Regions from separate parts of the Homo sapiens genome. Here region 1 is linked to region 2. Evidence: chromatin loops called from intact Hi-C (ENCODE). Cell type or tissue: heart right ventricle. All regions are shown on one strand. Each heading gives the region's core, and the rest is flanking DNA. Links, peaks and the distances in the headings are about the cores only.

What was found. Peaks named below come from ENCODE experiments on the same cell type or tissue, not always from the same donor. Only the 100,000 strongest peaks of a DNase experiment are listed, where the experiment ranks them.
Region 1: it touches region 2 in a loop (3-fold over the local background); 6 of 110 quality-filtered maps call a loop at or near these places.

Annotation. Positions count from the first base shown.
Region 1 is chr15:83,926,554-83,942,382 of GRCh38, forward strand. All of the region lies in intron 17 of ADAMTSL3 (ADAMTS like 3), which reads left to right. Among named protein-coding and RNA genes, the nearest start is that of ADAMTSL3, 280 kb to the left of the region's middle. RefSeq lists enhancers at 1,616-1,785, 1,806-2,005. In heart right ventricle, for the core only: no CTCF peak of the experiment used is centred there; no DNase peak of the experiment used is centred there.
Region 2 is chr15:84,000,360-84,016,188 of GRCh38, forward strand. It overlaps ADAMTSL3 (ADAMTS like 3), which reads left to right. Exons shown (of 30, transcript NM_207517.3): 24 at 14,183-14,365. Among named protein-coding and RNA genes, the nearest start is that of GOLGA6L4, 230 kb to the right of the region's middle. In heart right ventricle, for the core only: no CTCF peak of the experiment used is centred there; a DNase peak (open chromatin) is centred at 9,442.

The DNA of each region.
Region 1 (15,829 bases), core at 5,403-10,402, 76 kb before region 2:
CTCCATGTGAATCTGCAAATATCATCGTTTCCTTTTTATTGTTTATATGACACTAACAACTTTTTTTTTTTTTTTTTGAGACGGAGTTTCGCTCTTGTTGCCCAGGCTGGAGTGCAATGGCACAATCTTATGGCTCGCTGCAACTTCCACCTCCTGGGTTCAAGCGATTCTCCTGCCTCAGCCTCCTGAGTAGCTGGGGTCACAGGTGCCTGCCACCATGCCCAGATAATTTTTTGTATTTTTAGTAGAGATGGGGTTTCACCATGTTGGCTAGGCTGGTCTCAAACTCCTGACCTCAGGTGATCCACCTGCCTCGGCCTCCCAAAATGTTGGGATTACAGGCATAAGCCACCGCACCTGGCCACCAACAACATTCTTTATCAAAATAGTTGAATCCCTTTCTATATTTGTAGCCATGAATATCAGTTCACCTCTACTGTCTTTTCCAAAAATGCTCAGTGTCTCCTTCAGAAATACTGCTTTCCCAACCATGGCCCCCATGCTCCAGTATTTTGCAGAGCAGTTTTAAGAGTTCTACAATCCATAAATCCTTTTCTTTCTTTCTTTCTTTTTTTTTTTTTGAGACGGAGTCTCACTCTGTTGCCCAGGCTGGAGTGCAATGGCACAGTCTCGGCCCACTGCAGCCTCTGCCTCCTGGGTTCAAGTGATTCTCCTGCCTGAGCTTCCTGAGTAGCTGAGACTACAGGCATATGCCACCACACCCAGCTAATTTTTGTATTTTTCGTAGAGATGGGATTTTGCCATGTTGGCCAGGCCGATCTCAAACTGACCTCGAGTGATCCGCCCACCTCAGCCTCCCAAAGTGCTGGGATTACAGACGTGAGCCACCGCACCTGGCCCATGAATCCTTTTCTATGTACTGTTTTATTTAAAACAATGGATGAACCTGTTCACAACTTACACCTGCACTGTATCAGGTGTTTTGCTGTGCAACAATTTGAAAATCACTGCCCTAAGTCTCTTTTTGGTGAAAAGTAGCTAGTACTATTCTTATTAATGGCTTCACATTCTTTCAGAAATGTGCTAATAAATATATAATGAATAAAGGCTCTTGTTTTCTGTATATGAAAACTGAAATTTAGGATTTTTAGGTAATTGATGACTTCTCCATGAGCATACACTAAATAAATTGCATACTACAACATAAAGCCCAAACATGGAGTATTTCTCATGAGATGTCATCTAGTCCAAATTCTGCCTTTTCTGGATGGCCAAATGGAGGCTGTGGGAGCCCACATATTATGCTACTAGTAGAGCTGGTCTCCTGATTTCCAGTCCCTCCACTAGCCATCCCCTTTGTCTACTCTAGCCAGTACTCTCTTTCTAGAAAGATGACTAAAAAAAAATGGTTTCGAATTTACACAGACTTAAAATTGTGACTACAATTTGGCTGTGTGATTTTTTTTTTTTCTTTTTTTTGAGATAGGGTCTCTCTCTGTTGCTCAGGCTGGAGTGCAACGGTATGATCACAGTTCACTGCAGCCTTGAACTTCTGGGGTCAAGTGATCCTCCTGCCTCAGCCTCCCAAGTTGCTGGGATTACAGGAATGAGCCATGTGCATCACTAATTTTTAAAAATTTTTAAATGTTTTTAGAGATTAGGTTTTTCTCTGTCATCTAAGCTGGAGTGCAGTGGTGCAGTCATGGCTCACTACAGCCTTGACCTCCTGGGCTCAAGACATCCTCTCATCTCAACCTTCCAAGCCCCTAGGATTATAGGCATGAGTGACCACACCCAGCTAGCTATGATATATTGCTAGCCATTAACAAAGAAGAGTAAAAAGAAGAAAATACAACCCAATATGTTGGGGTATATTTTATTTCTAGATTTAAATCTTACTGCAGATTGACATGAAGCTAGTCTTCACCAGAGTTCTGTCCTGTTTCTAGCCAAGTAACAACTAAAACAGAGAAAACGAAAATGATAACAACATGAAAGGCACTTCAAATGAGAATGATTTGCATATCACAGGATGAAAAGAGAGGCCCTAAGAACACTGATGAAACTCTCAGTTTTATTTTTGTGAAAATAACTGTTCCACTCTTGCTCTGGAAGTGAAGGTAGCCATAATGTGTCATCATATAATTTTTTCAGAAAAGAAAGCCAAAATATGAAACAATTTACAATTCATTCTCTGCCATTCTAAGAATTAGTGCATAAAGTTGGCATTACAACCACAATTATGTTCAAGATAAGATAACTTGATTTTATAATTTTTAATTTAAATTTTCAAGACTAAATCAAACATTTTCCCCCACTTTATCATGAAACCTGAGTTTCTTTTTTGAGTGGAATCACATAAAGTGGCCTTTTATGGTTTTTGTTCTCTGATAATATGAACTTGAGATTCTTGACCATTTACTTTTCAGTACTTGATGAATTTGTCCTAATCATGTGTAACTGCCACTGCCTTAATTCAGATATGTTTTACCTGAACTGTTTCACAAGTTTCTAAATGAACTCTTGACTCTCCTGTTTCCTGCTCTGATCCATGTGCACACACGACTATGAAAGATCTTTATCTTTCTAAGTTGCAAAATGACTGTGTGTGCCTCTGCATGAAACCTTCAACAACACTCCTTTATCTATGGATTAAAACCCACATTCTCTACTTTGGCATGTGTTTCTTTTGCCGGGGCTGCCATAACAAAGCACCAGAAACAGAGTGGCTTAAAGAACAGAAATTTATCATCTCCCAGATCTGGAGACCAGAAGTCCAAAATTAAGGTGTCCGCGGCGTTGATTCTTTCTTAGAGCTGTGAGAGAGCCTTGGTTCCATGGCTTTCTCCTGGCAGGTAACCTCTGGCATTCTTTGGCTTGTGAATGGCATTGTCCCTGTGATTTCATATTGTTTTCCTTCTCTGTGTCTTTGTGTCCACACTTCTCCTTTTCATAAGGACATCACTTATATTGGAGTAGGGCCTACTCTAATGACCTCCTCTTGATCATCTGCAAAGAACTTATTTCCGAATAAGGTCACAGTCACAAGTACTGGGGGTTATAACTTCCACATCTTTTGTGGGAAGGCAATTCAACCTATAACAGCATATAAATGCCTTTGTGACCCTGGATCCAACTCTTAAACCACATCTCCTGTCACCTCTACCACACACACACACACACACAGAGAGAGACAGAGAGAGACAGAGAGACAGAGACAGACACACACACACACAGAGAGACAGAGAGAGACAGAGAGACAGAGACAGACACACACACACACACACACTCAGACTCACCCTAAGGAACTTGCTCAGCAGCCACAGTAAATTATGCACCATGACCCACACTCCTGCTCATTCATGCCATTTGGACCTTTGCACACACTATGCCCTCTGCCTCTTAGAGACCTTCGCTACTATGACATTAGTTAATTCTCTCCCATAAAAGTAATCATTGGCTCACTTCTCACTGGTAAAATGAAGTTCAACAGAATGTGAGATAGGATCCTTACCTGAGACACTTGATAGCAAGGAACTCTCAAAAGTCAAAAGAAAATTGGAAATGGATCAGGGACATGGGATAAAGCCTCAGTTCCACGTCTCTCAAGGAATTTCAGGTGAGTTCCTTAGCTCTCTGGACCCTGTTTCTTAATATGAATAATGAAGAAAGGTGTTGGACTTTATGATCACCGAGGTCCCCTAAGCTCCAGTCTTTCATTTTTGAGTAGTGCTTTCAGGTTGCATTTTTCACTCATGTCTTCAAATTATGTCTAGTCCTTTTGTAACAATCCTTATGTCCATACCTGAGTAGTGTGACGTGCTTGGGGTTTTAGTTCTAAGGATGACAGCCTTGGTTTGACCTGCCCAGGAGGTCAAGGCAGGGTTGAGTTTAGTCAGTGCTCTTCCATTGCCCACCAAACCAGAACAAGATTTAGCAACAAATCTAGAAATTGTTTCTTAAATTTACTGAAGAAAGCTTACTGGTTTATTCATGCATCAGCCTGTGTACTGTATCCCCTTTCTCTCATCACTGTGCCTCAGCAAGAGTTCTTACACATTCTCTTCCTCAGCAATCTCTTGCCCACAGAGCTTCCAAGCTAGGAATAATAGAGCAGACAACATGTCTTGGCCACTTTGCAAAATTAAGAGTCTGTTTTTATGTGAAAGGAAATACTATTCCTCATTTCAAAGTTGCAAATTTAATAAACTTTTCAAAGGTTGAGAGTTATATTGGAAAAAAACCAGCAGAGACAAAGATTTGATGCCAAAATAAAGGTAAGTTTACAAAAATGTTTTAGGTTCTAGAAACTAGTGGTGTAGGAATAACAGGAACAGTGTGTTGCATAATATTTTCCATACAAATATTTACTGACTCCAAGGGCAATAGCAGTAAAATATTACCCCAGGGTGAAACTTACCACTGAGATTGGGTTGAACAGCCAGTGGATCTTTATTTACCCAAAGGCAAATGTATTTGATGTATTAGCCTGGGCTCTCCAAGGTGGGGTGTTGGATGTTTATTTGCTTTTATGGGGTTACTCCCCCTGATCTATCCTATAACTGCTGAGTGCCTGCTATTTATGGAGTTTGCTTTTTCCAGGAGAGAGCCAGCAGCTTGTAGAAGCATGCTGGGTTACATAATGGTCCTGCTAGTCTGAGGAGAGCCTTCTTCTCTAACAGGATTCAACACTGCTAGGGAAGAAAGGAGGAAAGCAAGAGGCAATAGTGATGTGTTTCTGTACCAGCTTGTTACCTATTTCTTGATATAAAAAACAATTCTTTATTGAGTTCATTGTCTGTGAATAAGAAATTGTTGCCCATTTCTTAAATAAAAACAGCTCCATCTCCAGTTCCTTGTGACTATAATTGATTTATCTAGCTATACACTTGCTCAAAAGATGATCATCCTGAAGTCACATCAATAAACTTACAAATTTAAGCTGAATTGTTTTAATCATGAAACAGAAACCTTCTGATTATTTAGCTATGTAGTCCAATTGTCATCCAAATATGACCCATGTATCTACTTTCGGTGACTTCACTCACATTCAAAACTTCTGGAATTTAGATATTATCAATTATAGTCTAAGTAATTGATAGACTTCCAATTAAGATGGTGTTGTAACATCATATTCTGTTCCAAATACAGATCAATGGTAGATGCAGTATAAAAGGGGGCCTATCAAAGACACAAGTAAGAAAACAACTACCTGGGCTAGGAAAGGAATGGAAACATGAGGTGGTGAATGGAGCTGCACTTGTGGTTATTTGGAGCTTGAGGTCCCAAAGCAATTGTAGCAAATGACAGTTCAGTTTCTAAGATAAAAGAAAAATAGTTGATGATTTGGGGAAAGGGAAGAAAATTAAGAAATATGGAAGTAACGTCAGAGAATGAAGATATGAAGTAAACTGTTTACTAAAACTTAGGAAAAAATATCCACTCCTAGTATCAAGAGAAACAAATGAAAATAAATCCCTACATAGATATGAAATAGTGAAACTACAGAAAATCAGGGACGATAAGAAAATCTTAAAAGCTACCACTCATGAAAAACAGATTAACTACAAACAACTTATCAACAACTGGAGTTTCTGGAAGACAAAGGAATAATATCTTCAGAATACTGAGGGAATATCATGATCACCATAGAGCTAAACTTGCTGAACTATTATTTCAAGTATGTGACTGTATACATCAGTTTCTAACCACATGATGGACTTGATATCCTTAAAGGCTTTTTGCTAAATACCTCTAAAATACTGGGTAAAATATGTAAAACATATCTTGAAATGCAGAACTAAGCTTGTAAGAAAGTAAGAGAAATCCTCAGAAGACAAAAACAAGCTGAAGCATTGCCTTAGTGGGGACAGTTGTCAGTCTCAGTAACCTACACTTTTTGGCTTTAAGATCTTTTGCCTGATAGACAAGTCCTTAGACCTTCAGAAAGTAAGGAATAGAATGGAGATTCCCCATACAAAGCCAGGGTCTACCTCAATGGAAAGGCAAATTCAAAAAATGAAATCCATCCTGTAAAGAGAGATTGCAAGGAGAACTATCTGTCTCAGGTCTGCCTCTGAATGGAAGGAATCAGAAAGGCTCCCCTGAGAATCTAAGAGCTACAAGTAGCCCTTTATGTAGGAGTAGGGTTTATATTCACTCTATGTGATCCAAAAAATTAATTCATACTGGTCTTGATAGAGGTGATGTAAATCCTGCAAGGAGGAATGTATCTTCTACCCAGACCTTAAAATTCCCACAAAGACATAATGAGCATTAGCTCATAATCAAAATTTTTTAAAAACACATGAAGAAACAATGTGTGAGAGTCAGTGGGGGAAAAAACAGAATCAGATACACAGAGCATCGTAAATTGGAATTATCAGGTACAGAATATAAACGTATTTATTTAAAATGTTTACATATATAAAACAGGAAATTAAAAATCTACGCTATGAACAATAAACTATCAAAAATACTTGGAAGATTGTTTAGAAGAACCAATTATCACATTGAACCATCTGAAACTTTCTATTTGGTCAAAAATGGTCAAATATTGGCAGTTTATATGGTTCCACTAATAGAATATCTAGAAGTTAAAAATACAGTGATTGAAATTCAAAAGTTATGTGCTGGAGTAAACAGGTAAAATGGAAGAGAGAGCTGAAAAAATTACCCAGAATAAAGCATGGAGAATACATAAAATATGTAAAATATCCACAAAAGGTAGATACAGAGGAAATATTGAGAAGGTTTATCATATATAAAAATGGAGTTTCAAAAAGAAAACAAGAGGTGGCATTTTTCCCCTGCTCTACAGGTCTGTGGAACTTTAAACCAGAGGGGGTGATATAGGATATCTTGCAGAAGAAATTTCTAAGAAGCAAAGCATTCAAGAGGTAACTTGGGTGCCTTAAAAAGCATTTAGTTTTATGCATTCACAAAGAGATGATTTGGAATTGGAACTTATGTTTAAAAGGGAAGCAAAGCATAAAAGTTTAGAAAATTTGCAGCCTGACAATGCAATAGAAAAGAAAAACCCATTTTCTGAGGAGAAATTCAAGCCTGCTGCAAAAATTTGTATAAGTAACAAGGAGCCAAATGTTAATTGCCAAGACAATGGGGGAAATGTCTCCAGGGCACGTCAGTGGTTTTCATGGCAGCCCCTCCCATCACAGGCCCAGAGGCCTAGGAGGAAAGGATGGTTTCATGCTCTAGTCCCAGGGCCTTTGCTGCTTTGTGCAGTCTCAGGACTTGGTGCCCTGCATCCCAGGCATGGCTAAAATGAGCCAACATACAGCTCAGTCCATTGCTTCAGAGGGTGCAAGCCCCAAGCCTTGGTGGCTTCCACGTGGTGTTGGGCCTGCAGGTGCACAGAAGCAAAAATCGAGGTTTGGGAGCCTTTGCCTAGATTTCAGAGGATGTCCAGGCAGAAGTTTGCTGTAAGGGTGGAGCCTTCATGGAGAACCTCTGCTGGGGCAATACAGAAGGGAAATGTGGGGTCAGAATCCCTACACAGAGTCCCCACTGGGACACTGCCTAGTGGAGCTGTGAGAAGAGGGCCACTATCCTCCAGACACCAGAATGGTAGATCCACTGACAGCTTGCACTGTGTTCCTGAAAAAGCTGCAGACAACGTCAGCCCATGAAAGCAGCTGGGAGGGGGGGCTGTACCCTGCAAAGCCACAAGGGCGGAGCTTTCCAAGACCATGGGAGCCCATCTCTTGCATCAGTGTGACCTGTATGCGACACACGAAGTTAAAAGGATATCATTTCAGAGCTTTCAGATTTTACTGCCCAGCTAAATTTTCGACTTGCATGGGCCCTGTAGCCCCTTCATTTGGGCCAATTTCTCCCATTTGGAATGGATGTATTTACACAATGCCTGTACCCCCATTATATCTAGGAAGTAACTAACTTGATTTTCATTTTACAGGCTTATAGGCAGAGGGGACTTGCCTTGTCTCAGATGAGACTTTGGACTTGGACTTTTAGGCCAATGCTGGAATGAATTAAAGCTTTGGGGACTGTGGGAAGGCATGATTGGTTTTGAAATGTGAAATGCACATGAGATTTGCGAGAGGGGATGAAATGATATGGTTAGGCTTTGTGTCCCCACCGAAATATCATCTTAAATTGTAATCCCCATAATCCCCATGTGTCAAGGGAGAGACCAGGTGGAGATAATTGAATGCAGTAATGAAAATTAAACTCCTTTCTCCAGAACTTAATAAGTAAAATAATTCATCCAAAAATACCCCCAAAAATATGCTAAGAAAAGAGAATCACATCAACAAATGATTGGATAAAGAAAATATGGTATATGTACACAATGGAATACTATTCAGCCATAAAAAAGAATGAAATCTTGTCTTTTGCAGCAACATGGATGCAACTGGAGGCCATTATCTTAAGTGAAATAACTCAGAAGTCGAAAGTCAAATTTCACATGTTCTCACTTACAGGTGGGAGCTAAATAATGTGAACCCATGAACATAGAGTGTGGAATAGAATTTGGAGACTCAGACAGGTGGGAAGAGGGTAAAGAATGAGAAATTACCTAATAGGTACAATGTACATTATTCTGGTGTTGGTTGCAGGGAAAGTCCAGACTTTATCACTTTGCAATATATCCATGTAATGAAATTGCACTTGTACCCCTTACATTTCTACAAATTCAATTTTGAAAAAGAAGAGAGAATCATATTAAATTCTCCCACTTTTTAAGTAAAAAAATAGCGGTAATACCCAGTGGTGACAGATTCAGAAAAAAGTTAGGAAATGTTCTTGTAGATAAGCGTCTGTCATTCTGATGGATCATGACTAGTGCATTCACTTGTGATTCCTTTGCCTTTAAAAAATAATGATATTAAAAGAAAAAATAAGTGCCTTATACTGTGAAAAATGATAAAAAGGACTTCATGATTCTAAAAAGAAGAAAGAGACTTATCAAAGAGATAATAAGAGGGAATATTTCAGAATTAATGAAAAAATATGAAACCTAAGAATTGGGAGTCACAGCAAATCCCAAACGGGAAAAAAAATACACACTCAGATACATTGTTGTTAAACTTTAGAACTCTAAAGACAAAGAAAATCTCAAAGTCAGAGATATAGAAAAGATCCAGGAAAGGAACAATAACAAAAACTGCCATTTTTCCTCATGAGAAATAATGAAGCATTATCTTCAAATGGCTCAGAAAAAAAATTCACTGTCAGCCTAGAATTGTATACTTATTAAAACAACATTTTAGAGATGAAATAGGGATATTTTCAGATTGTAATAGTATCTCCTTATGCAGCAGGTGTCAACAAAGTAGTCTTATAGTAAGGTTATATGACAATTAAATGAGTTAATACATATACTTTAAAAAGAGCTTGGCACATCATAGGTAATCAATAAATATTTACTAATATTATGTTAAGTATTCTAGGTGAACAAAACCAGGAAATTGCACTATCAGCAAATTTTCACTAAAGACAATTTTAAAGAATGTATTCATTAAGAAGGAAAATGATCCCAGAAGGAAGGTCTGAGATATAAGAATGAATGATGACCGAAGTATATTGTAAAGATATTTAATCTAAAAAAGTTTATTGACTATGGAAATCAATAATAGTTTCTGATTTATCAATTTGAAAAAAGAAATATTGTCCAACAAAACCTTGTAAAACTCAGAGAGATTGATTAATTAAAGTGCTTTAGGCCCTTATACCATTTGTTAAGATGGAAATGATTTTGGTTAAGTCTAGAGTTGTTAAATAGGGCCTTTAAAATTCTAAGGGTAAACCTAAAAATAAAATATAACAGAGGGGAAAACAGAATAAAAACTATAACAAGCAAAATAAATGCTCACAAAAACACAGGAAATAATTAGAATGAGAAGAATGGAAAAGTCAGGAAAAACAGAATTCTTAACAATAGTAACAGATGAAAGTAGTTCAAGATAGCTGAGAAATCCTTTCATCTTGATCAATAAAAGGATAGACATACTGAACAACTGTAGACTTTTGTTATAAACATTTATAGTTATGCTATAAAAACCCTGGAAGATAACCTAGGAAATAACATTCTATACATAGGACCTGGCAAAGATTTCATGACAAAGATGCCAAAAGCAATTGTGACAAAAACAAAAATTGACAAATGAGACGTAATTAAACTAAAGAGCTTCTGCACAGCAAAAGAAACTATCAACAGAGTAAATAGCCAACCTACAGAATCAGAGAAAATATTAGCAAACTATGCATCCAGTGAAAGCTCAATATCTAGAATCTGTAAGAAACTTAAACAAATTCAGCAAAAAACCAAAAATCCCTTTAAAAAGTGGGCAAATGATGTGAACAGACACTTTCCAAAAGAAGACCTCCATGTGGCCAACAAGCATATGAAAACATGCTCAACATCACTAATCACTAGAGAAATGCAAATCAAAACCATAGCGAGATACCATCTCTCACCAGTCAGATGGCTATTATTAAAAAGTCAAAAAATTACAGATGCTGGTGAGGTTGCAGAGAAAAGAGAACATTTATACGCTGCTGGTGGGAATGTAAATTAATTCAGCTATTGTGGAAAGCAGTGTGGCAATTTCTCAAAGAACTTAAAAAAATTACCGTTTGACCCAGCAATTTCATTATTGGGTATATATCCCAAGAATTATAAATCATTCTACCATAAAGACACATGCACACGTATGTTCACCGCAGCACTATTCACAATAGCAAAGACATGAAATCAATGTAAATACGCATCAACAGTAGACTGGATTTAAAAAAATGTACATATACACCATGGAATATTATGCAGCCATAGAAAAAGAATGAGATCGTGTCCTTTGCAGCAACATGAATGGAACTAGAGATCATTACCTTAAGTGAACTAATGCAGGAACAGAAAACCAAATACCACGTGTCCTCATTTATAAGTAGAAGCTAAATATTGAGAATACATCAACACAAAGAAGGGAACAACAGACATCAGGGTCTACTTGAGGGTGGAAGGTTGGAGAAGGGAGAGGATTGAAAAAGTACCTACCAGGTACTATGCTTATTTATATGGGTGATGAAATAATCTGTACACCAAATGCCCATGACATGCAATTTACCTATATAACAAATCTGCACATGTACCTAAAATAAAATGTTTAAAAATTATCATTACGTATGTTAAAAGTCAAGGATCAGTGCTAAATGAACAGAAATACTAATTTATGTATTGATTTTGTCTTTTTGCATGTTAATTGAATGTAAAATTTCTAGAATTCAAAAATAATCTAAAACTTGTATCACCTTATATTAATCAGGGTTCCTAGGTATAAGCAGTATAAACTAATTGTGCTTAACTTGAGCTAATAATAAACTTACTAGAAAGATGCTAAGTGGTCCACAAAAATAATAGGCTGGATAACTAAGTTTATAAATTTTTCAGGAGCTAAGGGAGATTAAATTGAAAGAAAACACAAAGTCATACCAAAGTCATGTCTGGTTAGGTATTTCTGGACACTTGTGGCCATTACTGTCACATTGTAAAGATATTTAATCTAAAAAAGTTTATTGACTATGGAAATCAATAATAGTTTCTGATTTATCAATTTGAAAAAAGAAATATTGTCCAACAAAACCTTGTAAAACTCAGAGAGATTGATTAATTAAAGTGCTTTAGGCCCTTATACTATTTGTTAAGATGGAAATGATTTTGGTTAAGTCTAGAGTTGTTAAATAGGTGATGCACTCACCACCAATGCCTGGTCCCATATACCACTTCCACTCGGTGGTGGGCCACTGCTGGTCACATCTAACTATATGACTTTGCAGATAGATAATGTCCCCTTTATGATAAGCAGCTTGTCACATGGTCATCTGATGGGTCATGGTCAGGTGTTCCACCATGGTCAGGTGTTTAGTATCTAAAAACGCCTAGAACTAGGCTAGAGCTATTTTATAGGAGGAGCATTGCTACCCTTTAAAAGGGCAGATTTTATGTTATGTAAACTGCATCTCAATAAAGCTGTCATTTTAAAAAAAGCATTTCACAGCGAAGACATTTAATTTTTTGTTATGGTTACATTTTCTTTTGGGTGCAAGTTTTTTCTCTGGAGTTGGCAATCTCCTTACTTTTTTTTTGTTTGCCTAATTTCAATGATCCCATCATTAACTTATTCTCAAAATCTCTATCAGAGTTTATTCTCTCAGTACATTCAAATATATATTTTGTTTTTTACATATTCTGTTTCATAACTTTCTTAGTGCTTTAGCACTGTGTGTTTACATTGATTTCTGGTCAACTGAGATGTTTCATTTGTATGGGGGAATGTCTTACCCTTATGTCTTTCTTTAACTGGTATTGCTATTTTTTGTAACAAAGGGGTGCTCAATTAGATATTTTGCTCTATTCTCCAGCCCTCTCTCACCTTCCCGCCCCCAAGCCCTTGCTTTTTTGGATGCGCTAATTCAAATTAAAAATGTTTTTTATCATGAATATCTGTTAACATTTACAAATGTTTTTCTGTCTCTATTGAAATGATCATATGAATTTTTTCCTATAGTTTGCTATGTCGTAGACACTGATTGATTTTCCAAGGTTGAACCAATTTTGCCTTCCTAGAATAAACCCAGATTGGTCACCATGTAACATTATTTTTCACTTTATCACTTGATTGCTAATATTTTATTTAGGATTTTTAAATCTGTTTATGAGTGACATAGGCTTAAATGAGTTGGGAAGTTCTTCTTCTTTTTTTTTTGAGAGTTTATATAAGGTTGGAATTGTTTATGCCTTAAATGTTTAGTAGAATTTCACCAAGGAAGCCATCTGACATGGAGTTTATTTTAGATACTTTAAATAACAAATTTAACTTAATAGATATAAGACTATTCCGATTTCTCTTCACTTGTGTGTTAGTTTTGATAAGTTGGTTTTTGTAGGAATTTTTTCAGTTCATGTAAACTTTCAAATTTATTGACATAATGTTTTTCATTACTTATTGTACTTTTTTTATGCCACAATGTCCCTTCTTGAATTCCTGATTTTATAATGTGTGCCTTCTCTCTTTTTTCTCCATATTTTATCAATAATTTATTAATCTTGTTGGTCTTTTGAAGGACCAACTTTTTTTTTTTTTTTAGACAGAGTCTTGCTCTGTCACCCAGGCTGGAGTGCAGTGGCCTGATCTCAGCTCACTGAAAGCTCCGCCTCCTGGGTTCAACCAGTTCTCATGCCTCAGCCTACCAAGTAGCTGGGATTACAGGCGTGCACCACCACACCCAGCAAATTTTTGTGTTTTCAGTGGCGATGGGGTTTCACCATGTTGGCCAGGCTGGTCTTGAACTCCTGACCTCAGGTGACCTGCCCACCTCAGCCTCCCAAAGTGATGGGATTACAGGCATGAGCCACCGCACCCCGCCAGGACCAACTTTTTGTTTCATTTTCTAATTCATTCATTTTATTCTCATGTTTATTGCTTCCTTTCTTCTACTTTTTTTGGGATGTAATTGCTATTCTTTTTTTAACCTCTTGAAATGGTTACTTAGATTATTATTGTCAAACTTTTTTAATATATCATTTAAGGCTATTGATTTTCTTCTAATCATGGCTTTAGCTAAATTCCACAAACTTTGACATTTGATATTTCTATTAGTGTGCATTTAAAAATACTATTTACTTTCCCTTGTGATTTCTTCTTTGGCCCATGCGCAATTTAGAAGATTACAGCGTACTTTCTAAGTATTTGGGCTTTATCTAATTTAGTTCCACTGTGGTCAGAAAATATACTGAATTAGTCACCTCACACTGCCATAACAAAATACCGTAAGGGTGGCTTCGAAGACAGAACTGTATTTTCTCACAGTCTGGAGGCTGGAAAGTCCAAGACTAAAGGGTTCAGTTTTTGGTGAGGGCTCTCTTCCTGACTTGCAGACAGCAGATGTCTTGCTGTGTCCTCACATGGTGGAGAGAGAGCAAGCTCCCTGGTGTCTCTTTTTACAAAGGCACTAATCCCATCATGAGGGCTCCACTCTCATGTCCCCATCTAACCCTAATTACCTCTCAAAGGTCCCATCTCTAAATACCATCATGCTGGGGTTTAGGGCTTCAACATTTGAATTTGTTGGTGACACAAACCTTCAGACCACATCACAGACCCTGTATTGTTTTAATCTGTTGATTAATTTGCTTCTTTTTTATTTAGAATTTATACTTTCATTTAGGATTCAGGATATATAACCACATGCAAAAGTTTGCTTTATATATATTTGTCAGCTTTTGTGTTCAGATTTTTTCTAGCTTTATAATATGCATAAAATAAAATATTTTCATCTTCTTATTTTGGAACATTTAAGATAATATGGGAATTCACCTGTTTCTTGAAAATTTGTAGGACTTGACCACAAAACTAGTGAGGTCCAGTCCCTTTCTTGAATGGAACTTTTGTAATTCCTTAGAAAGTTATCTATTTTACCCATATTTTCAAATATATTATTAAATCTCCTATATTCTTATTAATGTCTGCCTTGTTAATATGCCAAGGGTTTAGCAAAGTATTTTAAATATTTTAAATTTTTTAATTTTTTTTGTCCATTTTTCCTATACTTCATAGCTCATGCTTTTTACAAGTTTATGTTTTATATTTAATCTCCATACTTGTATGATTATATCTTCATTGTGAAATTTTTCCTTCATAAATAAAACTTTTATTCTTTTGTCCTATTATATCTGCATTAAATACTACTTTTCATTTTATTTTTATTTATACAAGTAGGAGGTGTTTATAATAGAAAATTAGAAAAGAGAAAAACTGAGAATCATTTTTAGATTAAATACTAATTAATTTTTTCAGAGAAATAATATTTTTTCCAATATGAGTGCTTATTTTAATAAAAATCAGAGAAAAAATCAGCAAGAATAAAGAAAATAAAAATCCTATAGTTAGATATCATCACTGGCAACATTTTAATGAATAATTATTCAGATTTTTTTCTGCATGCATTTATAAATGCATAAAATAGGATTATACTCTACAAATTATTTTATGACCTTTTCTTTTCTATTAAAAATATATCATGACTGTATTTCTATGTTAATAACTATACATCTACTTTATTATTTTAATGGCTGCTAGCATTGTGCTGTATGAATGGACAGTTATTTTCTGCTATATTGTTAAACATTTATATGATTTCCTTCCATTTTGTAAAATGTAATTCAATTTAATTTTTGTGTGTGTGCTGTTATTACACACTACCCTGGAGCCAGCATCCTTTTATGAACATTTTAAACATTTAAAAATGGTTTCCTCATGATGTATCTCTACAGTAACTAGTGAAGAATTCATGTTTGCTAATTAAATATCCACAAATTAAAATAACCATAATGTGTAATTTTTCAGCCATCAGATGGGCAGAGACTTTTCTCAATGATATTCTCCAATGTGGTTAGGGGTGTGGGCAACTAGGTGCTCTCAAATGCTTCTGGTGGGAGTGTAAATTGGGAGAATCTTCCTTGAAGGCAACTTGGAAATATGTGTCGAAAGCAGCTGCCCTGGTTTTTCATTTTTACAGATGTTTTATGAGAAAACCTGATTTTTCCAAGATCTTATTGGAAAGGAATCACATTATATATATGTTGTAAATCCAATCCTAACATTAAAGAATTTTCTTAGGGATATTCCAAATAATGAAGCCAGGTGCCCTGAAGATTTCCTGAAGTGTGCTTTTAAACATTTAAAATTTCTTTTGACACCTATATAAATCATCATTGCCTTGGGGCTCCATTCAAAACAGAACCAGGATTTTATTTTTGATATATAGTGGTAGGACAGGATGGGAACAGATCTGCTGCTTTTTACTCTGGACTTTCCCAAATGGGAAA
Region 2 (15,829 bases), core at 7,097-12,096:
AAAAGGCTCCCCTTCCCCTTTTTTCCTTCCTCTGTCTATGATACAGAAATCTTCCCACTATCCTCTCTTAACCCTATATTCAGTCAAACAGCCAATCATAGATGGTTGGAAATTCCATCCATCTTTTCTTCCCTTCAACAAGCATTCACTAAGCATTTACTAAGCCCAGTCTAGTTCCTTAGCATGCAGAGATGAATACAATCTGGTTTCTGCAGCTATATAGACAAAGGAATTATGATATGATGTCATAATGCAAAAATAGAAGTGTTTGTGAAGTGTATCAGACACATTAAGGAGAGACTAATTAAGGCTTCTAACTAAGGAGTCAGAAAAGGTTTATTAAAAAGATGAATTGCAACCAGCCCACTTGTAACAAAAAGGAAGGGCATTTTAATCAAAGCAGCATATATGCAAAAGCACGGAAACATGAAAGCACCCTGCTTACTTGCAACATCACAAGCAGATCTGTGTGACTTAAAGCAGAGGATGTGAAGGGGAGTGGGAAGAGGTAGGTTTGGAAGTGTAAGTGTGGACCAGAATGTGAAGGGCTTTAATGTCATGCTGAAACCGATGGACTTCATTTTATTGGCAAAGAGGAGACAAGAAACATTTTGAGCAGGGTAATGGTGTGAACCAATCTGTATTTCAAAATGGATGAAAAATTAGAGGAGAAAGAAGCTGCAGAAAGCTGTAAATTGAACGCAACTAAATTGCATCAATGGTCATTGATTGGATTATTGGACCCCAAAAAGCCTGCCAGTCACTCAAGATATTAAGCTGACGTTACATGTATCTGATTTATCCAGGAGTCAGCAGACATATCTGGCATTTAGCAACGGATGCGTCATTAATTGAGGGTGTGGGACACAGGTGTCCCGAGGCTAGGGCTAGGGTGTTGACAAGTAGAGTCATGCATGGAGGGCAGCCATATTGCAAAGAGCTGAGGAGTATGTGCTAATAGGCAGCATGTCAATAAATAACATGTTGGAAAACCATCAAAGCTCATCATCAAAAATAACAATAACTTGAGCTCCTAATGTGTATTGGCTTCAACAGCATACAAAGTGGATATTATATTTGTTTTGCAGATAAGGAAGCAAACTCAGATACACACAGTTACTTGTCTTTGTTTATGTACCTAATGAGTGTGTATACCAAGATTTAAACCCAATCCTGTGTGACTCCAAAGGAGCTAGACAGAGAATGAAACTGTGTTTGAGACAGCAGAATAGGCACCACGCAGGAGGTCTGACCAGAGAGAAGACTGTCAAAGCGAGGTGTGAGGCAGAACCTAGGAAGTGCTGCAGCCTGGTGACAGAGTGTCATTGGCTTAGGGGTGGGCAACAGGCTCAACCTCCAGGGCTCAACCTCACCTGAGGACTGCCCCATGGTATGAGATCCAGGGAGAGTACACTGGGAGCCTGGCCTCTTGCTGGGCCACAAGATGCCAGCCAGTATCAGGCCAAAGGTTGGCCCATTGTGCTCAACCAGGCACATGACCTTGACACATGCTTCTGCCATCACTGCAGCAGTGGGAAAGAATGTGGCAAATTATGCACTGTCTGGTAGTGACTATGGACTCCCTCACCTCACCCTTAATATATTTGCCCCAAATCTCTTTGGACTTGTATTTGGATTATTGATTTAGCAGATTAAAAAGACTCATTTATAAAACAATTATCTGCTCTTTAAAGATTCACTGAAGCTCTATTTTGAGTGCTTCTTGAAAAAATGATTTTCTTTGCATTTTTTATCAATCTCAGTTTCTCATGTGGTGAAAACATGGGCCTGTATACAATCAAGAAGTAGAAAGAAATCTAGAATAAGTTAGCTGGATATGCAATACGAAAAAACAGGAGGGGCTCTTCAAACACCTATCAAATTTCAGACTTCATTGCAAAAAACCTTGTGCTTTGGCTTATGGGTCTACATGTATTGAGTGTCGCCATGTCTTGAAGCATTCAAGTACAGCCTTGATGGTCCAGTCCTATTGTTAACAACACTGCTTTCATCCCCAAAATCTATACCCCATCCCTGTCTTCAGTGCCACCAGTACATTTCTCTGTCCTGAAAACTCCACAGTCACTCAGCCCCATGTTAATGTTTAACCTATCACATGGTAACAACAGACTGACCCAAAAGGCCCCATATATTGTCATCATGTAGTTCCACATTGTGTGCCCACCCATTCCCTATCCTCCAAACAACCATGCACCTTTCTTCCATGCACCATCATTAGACCAATGGGTAAACCAATGGTTTTCAGACTATAGATTCCATGGAGCCTTGTCAAGGACCCAGCCTTCCCCTTCTACCCTACCTGTTCCCCGTCCCCCAACATATAACCCAACCAAAAGACCTCTATGCTTTGCAATTTTATGAATCGGACTTTCTTATAAAAAAAATTTTAAAGAACTTGTTCTGATACTAATGTTTGAAAGTCATGGATTCCTGTGACCATGGCAGATTCCTACTGCCAAAAGAACATATGAACACTCCATAATGATATCTTATTTAAGATTTCAAATAGATTTCACCTCCATAATCTCTCTTTTTTCTTTCTTTTCTTTTCTTTTCTTTTTTTTTTTTTTTTTTTGGCTTAGAGACAGTGCTTCATTCTTGCCCAAGCTGGAGTGCCACTGCAGTGCCATGCAGTGGCATGATCATAGCTCACTGCAGCCTCAAACTCCTGTGCTAAGGCGATCCTCCTGCCTTAGCCCCTTGAGACTACAGCCATGCACCACCACATCTGACTAATTTTTTTTTTTCTTGTAGAGACAGAGGTCTCGCTGTGCTGCCAAGGCTGGTTTAGAACTCCTAGGCTCAAGCAACCCTCCTACCTCAGCCTCCCAAAGTACTGAGATTACAGGTGGGAGCCACGGTGCCTGGCCTCCCACTTTTTCTTGGTTACCATATTTCTGATATTAAGACTCATTTAGCTCCCCTAAGTTTTAACATTAATAAAATGGCCCTGGATCAGTCCTGTTGAGCCTGTGAGATGGTGCACTAAACACCTGTACAATCCACAGGGCAGGAGCCTCGTATCCTCCTCTGCTCTTGGACAGAAGCTCTTTCCTCAGTGATCTTCTGAAGTCCAGGCTTCTAAAGAAATGAGTTGCTTTAATTCCATGAGTCTCTGAGTGGTGCCTCCTGGCTGGCCTGTGTTCCCTTGGCTCCTCGTATTGGTGTCAGAGCAGGAGCCAGAGTGGCTAGTCCGGAGTTTCCCAAACCTGTATGAGATTTGATAGCAATTGGGAAGCTTTTCATACCAGGCAGTAAAAGTGAAGGGTTTTGAATGCCCTATACCACTCAAATCTACTTATACTGTAAGAAATGCCTTTGCTTGCTCTCTGCCCTCCAAGACTCTCTGCTTTTGGTTCTGTGTGCTGAGACCCCCAGGCAGCAGCAGAGAGCACAGGACAAGTGTGCAGCATGGAACAGCATCCATTATAAAACACAGGGAACCGTCAGAAGCCCCTGAATGACCCACTAGTTCATTCCGGCTGCTATGACCTAACTATGCCTTCACAGCAAGACCGAGAGGCCCACAGCACCCACACAGGGTGGGGACTGAGGGAAAGGGAATTTTGTTGGAATTCAACCCCCGGAAATAAGAAAGCATGCAAGCTTCTGAGTACAGTCTGAGAAAACCATGCAGGACCTTGTTAATGGAAGAAAAACACTCCTTTATGGGAAGAGCCCCATAGGACCTGTGTAGAATTTTGGCCTCTCTAGTAACATCCCAACTTATATAACCCTGTTTTTTTTCTTTTCATTCATTTATTTCCCCTAGTTATTAATTCAATACCCAGTTATTCATTTTGATGACTGACACATACTACAGTCAGGTCATTTTATTATTTTGGTTAATGTCAGTTCAGGCCTGGACACCACAACATCTCCCCAGCCCTGCCCTGAGAGATTCTGATTTAATTCATCGGCAGTATGTCCTGAGAACCAAGGATTTTTAAAGCTTCGCCAGAAGATTCTAATGTGCAGCCAAGGTTAAGAACCACTGATTTAGCCAGTAAATGGGGCCAAAGAGGTCCCTGGAAATTATCTCAAATATCCTCTCAAAATGAGAGACTCTTCCTCAGGAATTAGTGGGTAACCAGAGGTCAACTAGAACCAGGAGTAAACCAGGAGTAAACCAGGAGTGAACCAGGAGTGAGTAATCAGGAGTAAACTAGAATTAACCAGGAGTGAGTAAACAGGAGTAAACTCAAATTAGGAGTGAACCAGGAGTGGGTAACTGGGAGTGAACTAAAAGCGGGGGCTAAATGGTAGAACCCAGCTCCATGCTCTGGGCTCATTCTGAAGGTAGAATCAGGCATGCCAACAATTGATGCCTCAGTGTTCAAAGGTTCACACAGGAGAAATCAGCTGTCAATGTCCAAGAGGATCAAGGAAGTGATTTTGAGATGCGTCTTTAAGAATGAGGAGAAATGTTCCAGGTGGTGAAAGGGAATAGCAAATGATCTGCAATGGCGAGAACAGCACATAGAACAGCTTTACAGCCAGTGTGGTGTGTTTGGAGAACAGTGCAGTTCCCGGGCTGGAGGATAGCTGTTCTTAGCAGTGACTCCCCTAAATTGAAAAGGCTTTTGTGCTTTTCTCCTCCAAGAACAGGAAAGGCTATAGAGCTAAGAAAACTGACTCTTACTCCCTACCATTCCTGAGGAGAAAAGACCCCCCAGAAATAGAGTGAGAGGTGCAGCTCAGAAGAACCAAAGGCAAGAGTTAGTGGTTTAAGGAAAGAGGAAATGGAGTCCTGGGGAATCAACACGGCCTTGAGATGTCACCCCAAGACACCAGCAGCCCACACATAGTCCTCTGGGGTTTTGCTGGTGATAGCAGTGGAATCCACTTGGAGATTTTGGTGCATGATCTCCAAATAACTAATATTTTTAACTGGCTAATAGCTATTTGTTCATCTATATCCCAATGTTATCTTGATAGATTACCAGAATTGCTGATTATCAGGAAGGGCCTCAGGAATGTCCATGGTTCTCCCTTTGAGCTGCTGTTTAGGAGTTCCTCCTATCCCCTTTACTGGAATCAGTAGTTTACACCACTTGCATAGCTCCAGCATGTATCGCTATGCTTGATTTGCACCAACTCTTGACTTTCTTCTTCAAGGAACTACTGAAGGTTTTTGGTTTTGATATAATAATTTTCACTGGCACTTTCTAGCCTATAAATAAGACTCTGGAGGACAATATCCAGCAGTGAACTGTGTGGTGCTCATGAGATATGTCTGGTGGCGTTAAAGAACTGCCCAGGCTCGCGCAAAGCAGAAGCCCAGGGTACGTGAGAGATGAGAATGACCACACCAGGAAGAGGACTTGTTGACACTCTTCTCCATGTCAGAAGAAACACAGTTCAAAACCTTTAGGGAAGGACTTTTAATGATGGAGTTGGGAATAGATACTATGACCCAGATGATTTCTAAATCCTCAGAAATCAAATTGATTGGGGAACAGATTATGTCAATCTAAACATGAGTTTACTAGAGAAAAGAAAGTACTTAAACAGCTATTCAAGAGAATTCTGTAAATAGTAAAAGCCAGAGCCCTCTATTTGGAGACAGTTCTGGATATGGCATCAATGATGGATAGTCCATTGTATCCAAAAAGCATACATAACGTATTTTTCAAAAAGAACAAAAGGGTATGCAGTTAACTCAGAAGAGGAACGTTCCTTACAAAATTTACTCTGCTGCACAGATTGGCCCTGCAGTTAAGAAGAGTGCATTCATTATTCTAGTAGCTTTGAGATACTTTCTCTGACACTGAACCCTTGAACTCTTATTTCTTTCTTTCATTTATTAGTGATGACTCCCTTTGTCTATCCTGTGTTTGATTTGCCTTTTATAAATTGGCAACATCATTTCTTCATGATTCCCCAGAGATAACTGATGGTAGCTTAAATCTTCATTTGTCGTATATGAAAAAGTAATGCAGAATTCTGAGTGAGTTTTGAGTAGCTGGAAGAAACAAACATGAGAAAAAAATATAGGTATAATATATATTTATTTAAAGATCCAGCATTTCAGGGCAGTCTGAACAGGCCAGGGATTTATAGTGTGGAATATTTCATGGGCCTTTCAAGGATGAAGGAAATTTGTTTTTAAACACTGACTAGTTTAAAGACACCCCCGAGGTGCAAACTTTTTGCAACACATGTTTCACAGCCCCTCCGGCTCTGAACTTTTTTCCACAACATTTGTCTTCCAAAACAATTTCAGCATTGTGGAAACAGAATGTTGAATATATCAGAGCTGCAAGTCTTGGGGGAAATAGCCTGTCTTTAAGGTTAGATAAATAAGTTTAAACTATTTCTGACGTTTTATAGCTGTTGCAACAGAGCAAATGTGTTATTTTGAAACACCATAAAGAGCAGTGGTGCGAAGAAATCTGTCTGAATTTCCTCTGGCCTGTTCAGTTCTTTGAAAATGTTTACACGTGTAACGATGCTTCTAGGTGCTGAACAGACCTGTGGGGTAGGAGAGGGAGTTGGAGTTCACTATGGGACTTACGGAGTTTGAGGTGCCTGTGGGACATGTTGTGCCAATGGGAGATGTCCAGGAGTCTTGAATTCAAGGGAGAGATTAAGACTGGATAGGTAGATGTGGGAGTTTTCAGCATAGGAATTATCACTATATTTCCCAAAGTAGATGAAATGGCCCCTGGGACAGTGTGTAGTGTGAAGGAAGGACTTGGTCCTGTACTCTGGTGTGGTCCTGTGCTCTTCATTTCAAACTTCCTATTTCTGACATTTTCTTTTGGAATGTAACTTTGTCAGTTTGTTCTGAGAAGCTTGCGCTGGCATGGCTGTTTGGCCATCTTGGTTGTTTTCATACCTTAGTTTTTAGTCTAGACTCCCATGGTCACGTGGAACAGAGAACCACCTCGAACTGGCTTAAGAAAAAATGGAGGAACTATTGGCTAATAAAACCGAAAAGTTCTGGAGTGTAGACACTCTGGACATAATTTTAGATACATCTGGATTCAGGAACTTAAATGATTTAGTCAAGAATCCACCCCTTAGCCAGGCACAATGATGCATACCTATAGTTCCAGCTATTCAGGAGGCTGAGATGGGAGGATCCCTGGAGCCCAGAAGTTTGAAGCTTCCGTATGCTATGATCATGCCTGTGCATAGCCACTGCACTCCAGCCCAGTGAGACCCCATCACTAAAAAAATAAAAATCCATCTCTCTCTGGCTCTGTTTTTTTTCTGTGTTTTGAGGTGGTTGGTGGGCAAGGGTTGAGGGAAGACCATGTATGTTAGCAGATCATAAAACATCATAAGCAGTTTATTTTTTGTTCTAAGTGAGATGGAAGCCATTAGAGGATTCTAAGCAAAGGAGTGTCATGATCTGAGCTACCTTTTAGAAGAAATACTATGGCTATTGTGTTGAAAATAGACTGTAAAAAATCAGAGAGTAAAAGGAAGGCAAGGGTGGAAATAGGGAGATGAGATAAGTATTCCAGGTGAGCAAAGCCATCCCTAAATTCCCTGCCCTGGACTCCACTTCCCTCTCCAGCTATTGCCTTAGTTCTTGATTTCCATTTATAGCAAAGTGCCTCAAGAGTAGTTTATACTTGCTGTCTTCAATTTCATTTCTCTTCATTCTCTCTTGAATCCACTCCAACCAAACATTCTCCATACCATTACCTTCATAGCTATTGTCAAGGTCACCAACAGCTTACCATGTAAGTGTGAATTGCTAACTTCAGTTGTCAGGTTTGTTTGTTTGTTTTTTGAGACAGATTCTCACTCTGTTGCCCAGGCTGGAGTGCAGTGGTGTGATCTTGGCTCACTGCAACCTCTACCTCCTGGGTTCAAGCAATTCTCCTGCCTCAGCCTCCCGAGAAGCTGGGATTACAGGCTAAATGTTTTTTGTATTTTTAGTAGAGACAGGGTTTCACCATGTTGCCCAGGCTGGCCTCGAACTCCTGACCGCAGGTGATCTGCCCACCTCGGCCTCCCACAATGCTGAGATTACAGGTGTGAGCCACCACACCAGGCCCCGTGGTGAGTTCTTAGGCCTTACCTTACTTGCTCGTTTGACTACACTAGCATTGGACAGTTGCTACGCCCTCCTTCTCTGCTTTGAGGAAACCACTTTGTTTTCTACCTACCATAGTATCTGTTCCTGTGTAGCCTCCTTTGTCCCACCTCTTGTCCCTGATCTCTAAGTTGAACTACCCGAGGCCTCAGTCCTCAGACGTTTTCTCTTCTCTATATATACTCTCTCCCTATTGGTCCCATACCTGCAGAAGGACTCAAATATGACATCTGTATGCTGGAAACTGTTAAATTTATATTTTCAGCACAGACCTTTCCCCTAAGCTCTAGATTAACATGTCCACATGCCTGCTCAGCATCTCTCCGTGGATATGTAATAGTTATTTCAAACTTAACATGTCCAAAACTGCTCTCCTGAGTTCTGCTCCCAAACTTACTTCTCTCATAGTGTCCCTCATCTCAGTGAATGACAAGGCAGTTATTTAATTTGCTTGAGCCACAAATCCTGGAGTCGGTTTTTACTCGCTTTCCTCTCTCACACTACCCCACCCCCATCAAATTTTGTCTGCTCTACCTTCAGAATAGGCCCAGAATCTGACCGTCTCTTACCACGTTCATTGCCACTACACTGGTCCAAGTCACCGTCATCTCTAGGCTGGATTATCTTGACAGGTTCCTCACTGGTCTCCCTGCCTCTGCCCTTGCCCCCTGCAATCAACATAGCTGTCAAAGCAGTCCTTTAGAAACACAAGTCAGCTCATGCCATTCTTCAAAATCTTTGGAATAGAAACCAAAGCCTTACGATGACCTATCAGGCTATGACCTGAGCCCCACCTGCCACTTCTCTGACCTTGTCACCTACTGCTCTTTTCCTGGCTCACATCCCTGCAGCCACATGCTCTTTTACTTTCCTCCAAAATTGGAGGAATGTGTCCTGGACCAGTCTGATGAAGCCTATGGTACTACTTCTGAAATAATATTTTCAAAGGTATAAAATAAAATATACTGCATTTAAAGAAAACCAATTATAATAAAAATATAGGTATCAAAATATTAATAAACCAAATGTGTGATCGAATAATATATGTACTTCATTACTAATGCATCAAATTCAAAATCTAGCATTGGGTCCAATAGTTACCATATTTTTGAAGTAGTGTTGGCATAAAAAATATTTTGAGAGAGCTGGTCACACTTGTAATGTGATACGAAAATATCTGTGACTTCCATTGGTGAGAGAGTTAAAGATACTACTACCTTGGTCTGTGCTTACATTCATAATTGATAGAAGTGCTACATTTCAACTAGAGTTGGTGAAAAGGTCACCGACTCCTGAATCCTATCTGTGGACCCACGTGAGTCTCATGGTCCCCGGGTTGAGGACCCCGTTTCAGGGCCAAGGTACTTGCTGTTCCCTCTGCCGGAAATGCTCTCCCTGGAGATCTCCACACAGCTTGTTTAGCCTGGCTGAAGGCCTCTGGTAAACCTTGTTTCAATGTAGAATTGACAGCACCGCTTACCAGCTTCTTACCGTGGAGGAATAATGAATAAGCCAATGTATCTGAGATTGTTTAGGGTCTTTCACTGTAAGAGGCTTTATGTCTTGAGAAAACCTCACTAATTTGGACTGATTGTAAGAGGCAAGTCTGAATTAATAAACATCCCTGAATTGTAAAATGCTTTCAAGTCTATGAATTGCTTTTAGAAATGTTCAGTCATTTAAGCGAGAATTGCTTAGGGTCTTAAAGGCAACCACTTTAATTTATAAATGTCGATTTATACTCACATAACAATTGTGTATATGTTGTGGAGGCCAGTGAAGTATTTGAAGGAATTTCTGAAATGATTTGCACTTTTGCCCTCAAATATGTAAGGAGATTTTTTTCTCTTCCTAGCTAGTATAGCCCTTCTCTAAATTACCATAGATTCCAAAATAATAGTGTCTGAGTTTATGAGGATTTTACTATACAGTCAGTGCTTTATTATCTTTGCTGCTTGGAAGAGAGCATTGGTATGAATAACCAAAAAAGTCACGCTGATGTATCTTTGGGATAGAATATGGTTTTCTTCTAGTAAATGCATTCCCTAGTTTATTCATTTATGCATTCAGCAAACATTCACACATCTAATCTTTGCCAGGCCTATACTCATGATCTGCTGTGGAGAACTGAGATTAATGCAGTAATAATGCTATAAAAGAATTCTGGTCATAGAGAGTGAATAATGAGAGTGAATTAAATAATATATGAAAGAATAGATGGATGAATGAATGAATTGATCTCACACATATCTTAGAGCTAAAAGGGACCCCAAGAGAAAATTTAACAAGAAGTTAAATCAAAGTTGTTTCTGAGCTCCATTATTAACTTTTTAAAAGTTGGGGATAGGTGATCCAGGTAATACATTCAATCAAAAAACAAGGCACTATACCATGAAAAGTCTGGCTCCTGCTCCTGTTCCCATGCTTTCCTACATCTGCACTCTATGTTCCTCCTTGCAGGTATCTTCCCTTTCTCTCCAGTCTACATGAGGTACAGCTTCTGTGCTCCAGTGGCATCCAGTATTTTACCTTTATTGCACGCTCTTATCTCTTTGAATTGCAGCTGGCTGTTTTGATGCATGGGCCCACTCTAGATTAAGGTCCGTGAGGAACTTAGTTTACCATTATATCCTTAGCATTGCCACAGAGTCTTACATAGAGTAGGCACTCCATAAACATTTTTCAAGTGAATGAAATAATGGCAATAGTTGTATTGCATTTCAAAACATAAGATATGTAGCCAAAGCTGTACTCAGAATAAAATTAACAGCTTTAAATGATTTACTTTAAAATAAGCAAATTAAATGTTAAACTCAAAGACTGAGAAATTTTCTTGTAGGCTAGAAATAGAAGGAAATTTATATACCAAAAAAAGCATCATGCTTAAGAAAGAAACATTAGTAATATTCCCATTAAAGTTGGAAACAAGACAAATATGCCTGCTGTCTTAGACCACTGGGGCTGCTATAAGAAAAATGCTATAGACTGAGTAGCTTATAAACAACAGAAAATTTGTTTCTTACAGTTCTGGAGGATGGGAAGTCCAAGATTAAGCTTTTCATGTTGAAGGAGGTCCAAGATCAAGATGTGGTGGGGAGGGACACAAATATTCAGTCTAACGTACCTGCTATAGTGGTTATTATTCAGCATTGTTCTGGAGACACTAATACAATAAGACAAGAAAAAGAAATCAGAAGTATACATATTGGAAAGGAAGAGAAAATTGTCATTATGTGCAAATGATATAATTATTTACCTTAAAAAACAAGAAAATCAATTAGAAAAACTATTCAAAATAATAAAGTTCAGTAAGATGACTAGAAACAAGATAAATATGCAGATGCTTATAGCTTTCCTAAGTGTTGGCAATAAACAACTATGAAATACATTTTTTAAAATCTTGTTTACTGCAACAACAAAGAACTATAACATGCATTGGAATAAATATATTAAGAGATGTATAACATCTACCTATGTTGTGGTTAAGAAAGGTTCTGAATCAAATTGTATTGGTATAAATCTCAGCTCCAATGTTTAATAGCTGTGACCTTTCAGAAAGCTTAAACTTTCTGTATGTGTATATGTGTAGAAGAAAATGCTAAAAAAGATATATGCACATGTGATTAGCATTCCTTCAGCTATTTAGGGCTAGCCTAGTTTTTATAACAATATTTAAAACAAATCTCTCGGTGTATTGGTTTTCTATTGCTGCTGTAACAAATTAACACAAACTTAGAAGCTTAAAACAATACCCATATATTATGTCACCTATGTTGCACAGAATTGCTGAACTGACTGTTACACTTAGAGTATCTAAGGCCAAGATCAAGGTGGTGGCATGGCTGCATTCCTTTTTGGAGGCTCTGGGAATAAATCTGCTTCCAAGCTTCTTCAGGTTATTGGCTGAATCCCTTATCATTTTAGAACTGAAGTTCCCATTTTCTTGATAGCTGTCAGCTGAAGGCCACTCTCAGCTTTTAGAGGCCACCTGCACTCCCCAGCTCAGGTCCCTTTTATCTTTAAAACTAGCAATGGTGGGTTAGGTTGCTCTGACACTTTGAATCTCTCTGAACTCCTCTTCTGCCTCATCTCTCCTACTTTCTCTTTCTCCATATGTCCCTGACAGCTTCTGTCCTTCTCTTCTGATTTTAGGGACTTATAGAATTACAATGGGCCCAACCAGATATCTCCCCATTTTAAGGCCAACTGATTAGTAACCTTAATTACATCTGCAAATTCCTTCACACCAGTGCCTAGATTGACATTTGATTGAGTAATGAAAGGATGAGAATCTTGGGGCAATGTCTTTAGAATTCTGCCTACCATACTTGGATCATACAAAGCCACAGGATTAAGGACAAAAAGTCCCAAGGGCAACCATCTCAGACTCCAATTTTGAAAACTTCAAATAGTATATCTGAACATAATGAAGTTCCTACTCTTCTTTCAGATTCCTTTCACAGACGACACAGTTGAAATCTAAAGGGCTTTGCCCAAGGCTACAGAACTAATAACTATTGAGAATGAAAACAAAGCCTCACCCCAACCCAGCCAAGATAGTGCTCCCCCTATGCATTTCCACCTCCTCTTTGAATAGAAATTTAGTCTTTTTTTCACCTTGAGTTTTCAGGCAATACTTCAGTGCCAATATCAGTCTTAGGTTTCTACAAGTAAATTTAAGCATTTCTAGATAACAGTTTCCTCCAAAGCCACACAATGACTTCCTTAAGAGACTTGAATAATCAGCTTGATGTAATGGACAGAACTGGACCTGAAGTCAAAAGGCTTACCAGGTTCCTCAATTGTGAGATACAGCTAACAATGACTGCCTCCCAGGAAATAGGAATAACTATGAGAATTCAAGTGTCACCATGTTCATGGAGCACGCATTTTGCCTACTGTAAGGTGTGTTGCACATGTCATGATAATAGCGGTCGCATCTATTTTTTAAGTCAGAAAACCATACCATGGCTTCTCCATTCTCACTAACCAGAGCACTGTAAGAGGAGAAAACATCCCCCAAAACAGTTGTCTAGAGCAATCTTGGCATCATCTGAAGCTATTCCAGCTCTTAAGAGCCAGATGAGGTCAGGTGCAGTGGGAGGCTGAGGCGGGGGATCGCTTGAGCCCAGGAGTTCAAGACGACCCTGAGGAACATGATGAAACCCTGTCTTTACAAAAATTACAAAAATTAGCTGGGTGTGATGGCTTGCACCTGTAGTCCCAGCTACTTGGAGGCTGAGGAAGGGAGGGTCACTTGAGCCCAGGAGGTTGCAGTGAGCCAAGATTGTGCCACTGCACTCCAGGCTAGGTGACAGAGGGAGCCTCCATCTCAAAAAGAAAAAGCAAAGAAGAAGAAGAAGAACCAAATGAAATTTCTCTATTCCTCTGAATCTTAAATTCCAAAGCCCAGCAAAATGCTAAGCCTTCTGAAGACTTGGGGAAAGAAATTCTTTCAATTCCTCATGTTCCCCTCTGTGTCCAGGCTCCTGCAATGTTGCTTACAGTCCCTGCATCTCACTGCATTGACCCGGAATTGAAACTCAGCACTTACTTTTGCTCCCTGAAGTTATCCTCCTTTACAAAGAATTAATGAACTCTGTTTCCCTGGATGTTGTATATTCTTCCTGAGGGAGGAATGTTTCATTGCTTATGCACAGCAAACAACTTAAAGACCTCTAGGAAATATTTATGTTTTCCAAAGACTTCCTTGTGACAACCTACCCCCTGGGAGTTTCTCACTGTGTCTCTACCTCCACATTCCCCCAGCTTCACCGACTCCTTCTTTCCAACCACACTCCCACTACCCTACCCACCTTCAAAATTCTCTCCCTTCCCAATACAGAGCAATCCTACTCCTTGGTTTCCATTCCATAACTTATATGTGTAAACCAGTCACATGCCCTGTAGACCAAAGCCCTTTGCTTTAAGAGGATCCTCCATCTGCCATAGAGTAGCTATAGAAATAGAAATAGCCATTTTTCCTATTATATATGATTAAACCCATATGCTGACTTACGGTCAAAACAGTGAATGGTATTTGTCAAGTGGTTCTGTGGCCCTGTTCTTAAAGGAATTGCCTTTGTCATATTTGTTTTTGTTCCAAAGGTGTCCCTCAGCCTAATATAACTTGGTTGAAGAGAGGAGGATCTCTGAGTGGCAATGTTTCCTTGCTTTTCAATGGATCCCTGTTGTTGCAGAATGTTTCCCTTGAAAATGAAGGAACCTACGTCTGCATAGCCACCAATGCTCTTGGAAAGGCAGTGGCAACATCTGTACTCCACTTGCTGGGTAAGTGTCAAATTCTTATTGCTCCTTAAGTGCCTCCTGTAATATGCACAAAGTAGGCCCCAGTTTTGTTGATTTTGGAGTTGAGTGAACGAGATGGACATCAGATGGTTTTAACCATTGCTGCCACTGCCTGCTTAAAAACGAGCACTAAATTCTAACACCCTATTTTACCACCCCGTATTCCCAGCACCTAACACAGATGTTAGTGTTTGTGTGTGTGTGTGTGTGATTTTTTTTTTTTAAACGGAGTCTTGCTCCGTCACCAGGCTGGAGTGCAGTGGCACAATCTCGGCTCACTGCAACCTCTGCCTCCTGGGTTCAAGTGATTCTCCTGCCTCAGCCTTCTGAGTAGCTGGGACAATAGGCGCACACCACCATGCCCAGCTAATTTTTGTATTTTTAGTAGAGATGGGGTTTCACCATGTTGGCCAGGATGGTCTCAATCTCTTGACCTCGTGATCTGCCCGCCTTGGCCTCCCAAAGTGCTGGGGTTACAGGCATGAACCACTGCGCCCGGTCAGATGTTAGTGTTAAGTAATGGTTTCATGAAGGAATGAAATTGAACCATTGGCAAAATTAGTATAAGAGTATAGAATCCATTGCTAAACCAAGAGGAAAAAACATGAAAGAGATTTCTCCATAGCTTTCCTTGGGGCAGTTAGAGGAGCCCAGAGATATAAAGAGATAGGGGGTGCCAATGCAGGGAGTTGGAATAGCTGTCATGCACAAAGCATTTTGATGAGCGTTAATTCTTGTGATACTTATGATAGCACAGTGTTGTGGGTGGTATTTTTTAATCTCATTGTATTTATGAGGAGCCTTGGGCTCATAAAGAGTTTGAACTAGTGCCCAAATATGTAGTCTGCTCTTTTGGTGCTCTCCCTGCTACCCCTCATGGACTCTTAGTACTGACAAAGGCAGTGGTGTGCCACCACGTGGCTCTTTCCAAAAAGCCTCTGTGTGATCTTCCAAAATCTTCGAATGGAAGAGTTGCAACAGATTGGCTAGGCTAACCCTGTCTGGTTCTTGAATGATTTATCCATGCTCCCTGAGAAACCCCAGCCTTGTTTCTTTCTTCTGCCCATTTCCACTCATGAATCTGCATGCTTGTCTCACTCCTACCTGGCATACCTCTTCTCTCAGGAATCCCCTCAAGCCAAGCAGCTCATGACTTTGGTAACTTGATGGAGAGGTCAAATCATGGCATTCCTCCACCATCCTCTGCTCTTATGTGCAAGCTTCACAACCTTCCTAAAAGCCCGTACTCCTCACCATGCAAACCTAGGGAACATTGCCCGTTCTCTTGCTCCCAGCATTCCTCTTAAGAGGCAGAGCTCTATCCAACCAATCTGCTTCCTCCAGTCCCTTTTGGAATTCTGCTGAATACATTTTTTTCATCTTGCAATTTAGGCTAGAAACCCTGGAAACATGCAGAGATGCCACATGCTAGCACAGTGAGTAACT